Linked DNA regions of Homo sapiens: region 2 is linked to region 1. A link is a loop called in an ENCODE intact Hi-C map of the cell type or tissue named here. Cell type or tissue: endothelial cell of umbilical vein. All regions are shown on one strand. Each heading gives the region's core, and the rest is flanking DNA. Links, peaks and the distances in the headings are about the cores only. Region 1 overlaps FAM89A (family with sequence similarity 89 member A). Region 2 holds the start of TRIM67 (tripartite motif containing 67).

Evidence for each region. Peaks named below come from ENCODE experiments on the same cell type or tissue, not always from the same donor. Only the 100,000 strongest peaks of a DNase experiment are listed, where the experiment ranks them.
Region 2: a loop joins it to region 1, with 2.4 times the contacts of the local background. A loop is called at or near these places in 2 of 110 quality-filtered maps.

Annotation. Positions count from the first base shown.
Region 1 is chr1:231,027,423-231,030,321 of GRCh38, reverse strand. The region is part of intron 1 of FAM89A (family with sequence similarity 89 member A); the gene reads left to right. Among named protein-coding and RNA genes, the nearest start is that of MIR1182, 8.9 kb to the right of the region's middle. In endothelial cell of umbilical vein, for the core only: no CTCF peak of the experiment used is centred there; a DNase peak (open chromatin) is centred at 1,511; H3K27ac peaks cover 1,172 bases.
Region 2 is chr1:231,160,950-231,163,848 of GRCh38, reverse strand. TRIM67 (tripartite motif containing 67) reads right to left here and starts at 1,791. Exons shown (of 10, transcript NM_001004342.5): 1 at 1-1,791. The coding sequence starts at 879. RefSeq lists an enhancer at 891-1,525 and a silencer at 1,434-1,749. In endothelial cell of umbilical vein, for the core only: no CTCF peak of the experiment used is centred there; no DNase peak of the experiment used is centred there; H3K4me3 peaks cover 651 bases; H3K27me3 peaks cover 1,709 bases.

The DNA.
Region 1 (2,899 bases), core at 110-2,609:
TTTGGGTTTAATGGGGGTTAATCTGGGGGCACAGTCATGCAACCCGGTTTATCTTCTGTCTCTGAATCCTGATGGCGCTTTAGAGTCTAGTCCTCAGCTTGGCAGGTCTAAAATATTAACAGGAGATGAAGCTGACCAGATGACACGAATATGTTTCCGCCCATGGGAGGAGAAGGCTACATAGGAGACCAGGTCATCAGAAGCCGTTTAGTGAGCACAGAGCTGGAACCCACCAGGGAGCTGAGAGTCCTTCAAGGGTGTTTCTGTCAAGCTTGGGTAGCTGGGCTCATAGCCCGTCTCCAACTGCATCAACACTGATGAAGTCTCTCTTCGGCTTTTTCTAAACACTATGCAGGGCAGCATCCTTCAGTCAACATATCTTTTATCAGAAATCAGGTTATAATCGATTGGATCTCTGCTTTCTTCAATTACAGTCCAGGCCTGTGGATATAAACTAGACACTGTGATTAGATTTGGGGCATTTACCAAGTCTTTAAAATAAATTTGTGAGCCATCTGTATATACTTACTCATTCATTGTGTTTTTAAAAGATAACTGTGAAAGTTTTCTCATTGTTAATACATTTTCACAATAGAAAACTTAGAAAATTCAGAAAAGCCAGGAATAAAAATGGCCTGTGATCCAAGCAGGTTGCTATACCACTGCTGAGACTGGGGCCTCTCTCTTCATCTTCCCTGTACAGGCAGTGCAGGGTGATTGTCAAAGCACCCATTTCAGAGTCCTGCAGATCTGGTCACCTCCCCACTCTGCCACTGACTAGATGGCCTTAGGCAAGGGCCTTTGTCATTCTTTTTTTTTTTCTTTTTTTTGAGACAGGGTCTTGCTCTGTTGCCCAGATTGGAGTGCAGTGGTGCGATCACAGCGCACTGCAGCCTCAACCTCCTGGGCTCAAGTGAACCTCCCACCTCAGCCTCCCAAGTAGCTGGGACCACAGGCACGTACCACCACACCCAGCCAATTTTTAAAATATTTTTGTAGAAATGAGGGTCTCGTCATCTTGCCCAGGCTGGCCTGGAACTCCTGGGCTCAAGCAGATCCTCCTGCCTCAGCCTCCCAAAGTGCTGGGATTACAGGCGTGAGCCTGTAATCTGCAAATGGCAGTTTTTTAATTTCTAAAAAAATCTTAACATTTTTCATGATGTTTTGGTTTAAATCAACACAAATTTCCTTTTAAAGGTTCCTCTCATCTTTTAAGCCTTGTTTCCTAGTGGTCATATTTCTATTGTCCTTGCTTTAAGTTAGGAAGAACTCTCTCCCCCATGCAGCCTCCAGAGATACTCAGAGACTTTCAGTGACTTAACACCCAGCTGGGAGCCACCGCCCTGTCTGGAGTGTATTTGTATGTGGAGCCTACTGTTTTGAAAATCCCAAGTGAAAGGAAGCAGTTTCAAGGGTGGTTTGGGCTTGTTTGGCCCCATTGTTGGGAATGCTGTGGCTCTCGGGGCCACCTGTGTGTGTTGCGGGAGGGGTGGAGGGGAGCTCTGGGCATGGGAGAAGAGGAGTGAATGATCAGGAAGGAAGCAGGAAGCCTGAGCAGAGAGCGGAAGGACCTGCGCTCGCAGTTTACGGCCATGGAAGCTGCTGATTGTTCTTGAATTTAAAGTGGAGAATAAGGGACCACAAATTGCAGGGTTTGAGCATTCCATGTTTTTCTTAAATGAGCCTGTCTGCATTTTCAAAACGTGTGCTTTCAAAAGAGAGCTGTATTTTCTGAATCCAGCTGTGAATGTGGAGACCAGCCGTCCTCCAAGGGCATGCGAGAACACACCGTTGAGATCCAGGCTGCTTCTGCTCGGAGAGTGGCTTGCTCGGCGGCTCCCCAGCCACTCTTTTTCTGGAAGGGTGAGAAGTTCTTGTTCATGGTGACTTAACCATGTCTTGCAATCAAGTCCTTTTGGATGGTTGCTCTCTCCCCTTCCTGCATCCAAGACCCACATACCTTCAGTGTAGAGAGACTGACCACCAGATCTGCCCTCTAAAGAGCGCTCCTGGAGGAAACTTGGTTGGGTGTCTTTGGCCCTTGATGTGATGGGAGGCACGCGGGGACTCAGTGGTCTGATGCTTCCCACAGGGACACCTTGTGTACAGGGCACTCGGCGGCTGCCCGTTCAGTCTGCACCTCTGTGACTGCCCGAGGGATGCAGCCAGAGGGTCTGTGGGTGCCAGCACCACCCCACTGCCAGGCCACTTCTGCGGCTACGTGTTCTCTGGGAGGGTGAGATCTCTGCAGCCAGGCGTTTTCACTGATTCACCAAATATCTGCCTGTCTGCTCTGAGTTTCTGGGCTGGGTGCTGAGAGATCCAAAAGGGAAATGGTGTTTGCCTTCATGGAGCTTGTCCTGTGTCAGGAGAGAGAAGACCTGTGTGCACACCGATAATATAGAGAGTAGTAAATGTCCTAAGACAGGTGGAGACGCCGAGGGCAAAGGATGAACACTGGCTGAACCAATCACAGTCTGAAGAGTGGAGGGAATCAGGTACAGGGCGGGTGGTCGAGGAGCATTCACAGATGCAGTGGGGATGAGGGTGTCATGGGGGACAGTCGGGGCTGTGCAGGTTGGGAGTCAAGGGCGTAAGCCTGAAGAACAGTCAGACCAGATGGTGGAGTGCTGCCTACGGATCTTCCACCTCCCTCTAGAAAATGTTAAGTGTCGCTGTTTAAACAGCCACAGCTGAGGAAGAGGGGCCCGGGCTAGGAAGTCTGGTTTACTGTGCAGTGACTTACCTTATGTCCTCCGAGCTGATTTAGAGGATTTCTGGTAAATCAGGAAGTTTAGTCTGGTGCCTGAAGACAGTGGCATTGAGAGGCTGGGAGGTGTGTAGGCGTGTGTGTGCGTGTGCATATGTATGTGTGTGCGTCTAATCCTTGTTAAATCCG
Region 2 (2,899 bases), core at 311-2,810, 130 kb before region 1:
CCCAGTCGCCCCCGCCCCCGCGCCTCCCGGGCTCTTGCAGCCGCCGCCTCCGCTGGGGGCGCCCTGGGCGGTGCCAGTGGGCCCGGAGGCTGCCTCGGCGGGCGGCGGCGGCGGCGGCGGCGGCTGCACCAGGCGATGCTTGGCGAAGGGTCCCCGGGATGGATGGCACTTGAGCTGGCAGGCAGAGCAGTAGAGGACGTCGCACTGCTCGCAGAGCGTGGCTGCTGGCTCTGGCGGGGTGCGGTCGCACAGCTGGCAGATGGCCACCGCCGCGGCTGCAGACGTCCCCGGCACGGCCCCGCGGCCCTGCTGGTACCGCTGCACGATGGCCTCGAGCAGCCGGTTGCGCTGGAAGCCGCGCAGGCCGCGGTGGTCCAGGGATGCGCTGCGGTGGCACTGCGGGCACGTGATGGAGCTCGAAGACGAGGACAGCGAGGAGCAGGCGGCACCCCGAGCCGCCGCAGCCGAGGAGCCGGGTGGTGCGGGCACCATGGGCAGCACGCGAACCCCGTTGGGGGACTTGAGGCTCGGGGTGTAGGACCCGTAGCCGCTGTCTGTCTCGCTGTACAAGCTGAGCTTGTCCGCGTGGTCTCCGCCACCTCCCGCACCGCCGCCGAGGCCGCCAGCTGCACTCCCGCCTGCACCGCCGCAGGCCGGGCCAGCCGCAGCGTCGTGCTCCAGAGAGGCAGCGGCGGCGGCGCCCGCCTGCAGCCCCGATCCCCGGGAAAGCAGGAGCGGCTGGGGCAGGTGCTGCTCACCGTCCGGGGTCTGCACCGCGATGGTGCGAGCGCAAGGCAGGCAGACATTGTGGGAACAGGGCAGGATGATAGGCTCCCGAAACAGAGAGCCGCACACGGGACACTTCAGCTCTTCCTCCATCGCGGCGCCGGCTGCCAGCGCTGCTCTGCGCTGGGGATGAATGGCCGGAGCTCGGGAGACTGGCGGAGGAGGACCAGCGCGGTGCGCCCCGGTGAGACGACGGGCGGGGGCATCACACGGGCATGCCCACTTCACAGCCGAGGGGCACGCCCCTCTCTCTGTCCTGTAGCCACCGCCCTAAGATGATTGAGGGGCGAGAGAAGGGAGGGGGTCCTCACCTCCTGCCCGAGGGTCCCGCACCAGCGGCTTCAACCTGCGGCCAGATTCCGGAGCCGGTCGGCTGCCCTCGCGGTGGCCTGCGAGGAGCTTTAGGTGATGAATCAGCACCAGCGCCGCCGCCGGCTGCAGCGCGCGCCTCCTCTCCACCCCAGGACCAGCGGCCGGGCTGCTGTGCGCTCGCTGCTTCAGCCCCTGGCTCCGGTGGGCGGCTACCCCGAGGCCCCCCTTCTGCCCCGGCCCAACTCCTTATCGGGGTGATAGCGAGGTGAGACAGGCAGGTGCGAAGGCCGCTCAGCCGTGGGGCTGGGATCAGCACCACGAGGCGGCGGACAGCGCCCGGGAGCCGAAGGTGGGGCTCCAGCTGCCTGCTCGCCGACCCCTGGGCCGCCACCCGCCGGGTCGCTGGGGCCGCGGCCACCTCGGCGGGACCCGACCGGCCCGGAGACAGCCGCTCACCCTACTCCTGGGCGGCTGTGGACGCCGGCTGACTGCGCCCTGGGGCTTTCTCCCTGCGGCCGGGATTGACCCGCTTCCCTGGTTCCCAGCTGCTGCTCCTGCGGCGCCTCTGACCTTGGGCCGCGCGACGCTGCAGCCGGCGGGCGGAGGGCGAGCGTCCGGCTGGCTCGGGAATCCCCTCCCCGCCTCCCTCCCGCCGCTGCCGCTGCCTCCCCGCGCGGCGCGCCGAGGAGTTGTAATTTCCAGAGCAGAGAGTAATGGGGAGGAGGGGGGAGGAGGCTTCAGCTCAGCGAATAAGGGCTCGCCTCTTGCTGCTAGGGAATCAAGGGGCAATTTTAAGGGTTTTGCAGGGAGGATCATTGTTAATAACAATCCATTATTTGGATGGAGATTGTATCTTGAATCAGTACAACGACCTGCCCCGCCCCGCCCCTGCCATCGTCTCCCTGGGCCACTCCAGTTCCACACCCCACCCCCAACCCACCGCCATAGAAGGGTGAAAACGGGATCCTAAAAAGCCAGTCGTTTAGAAATGGATAGGCAACATGGCCTGACAGTCGCTTCCTAAAACTACGATAAAGCAAAAAAATCCAAGTCCCAAAATGTCGGGCAGCCTGAAGTCCAAGGGTGAGGTTTTATTTATGAATTGAACCACAAGCCATTTTGTCTCTTCCTTTCAACCAAGGGTGCTCATCCGCGCTCCAGGTCAACTGTGTGCACGGACTGAGAGAGGACACGCGGTGCCGCTCACAAAATGGGGTTTCCTGAGAAAGGCGAGAGCGCGCCCGGGTAGACCCCTGGGAACCCAGCGCCCCCAGACCCAGCCCTACCCCGCTGCGGATGTGGCGGTGTGCGGCGGACGGGAAGGCGGCAAGCGGAGACGTTCCTTTTATGAATGGGAAAATCTCCACATTCTCCAACGCCAGCCACGAGCTGCGGGAACAGCCTCCCACCCGCGGCCCCGGCTGTTTGGTCTGCTCGGCTGTTCTTCCCCGCTGCTGCCGAGGGAAGGCTGGGTGGGGGAGGCAGAGGTGGGTGGGGACGAGCAGAAGAAAGTGCTGGCAGCGCAGCCGGCTCTGCCTACAGAAGTTTCACGCTGGCATGAAACAGATACAAATTAGGAAATCGTTTATTTAACAACGATATGAATATTGAAGTCATGCCTCCCTCCGTCCCAGGTTCTCCCGTGCTCCAAACAAAGACTAAAGACCGGAGTCGTAGCGCCAGGCGCGGGCCCAGGCTTCTGCTAGTCCCCGGGTGAGGAGGCGCAGGCTGGCGGGGTCAGGCAGGGGGAAGCTGCAGCCTGCGCCCAGGGCTTGGGGCTCTGTGCCTAGGGGACAGGAAC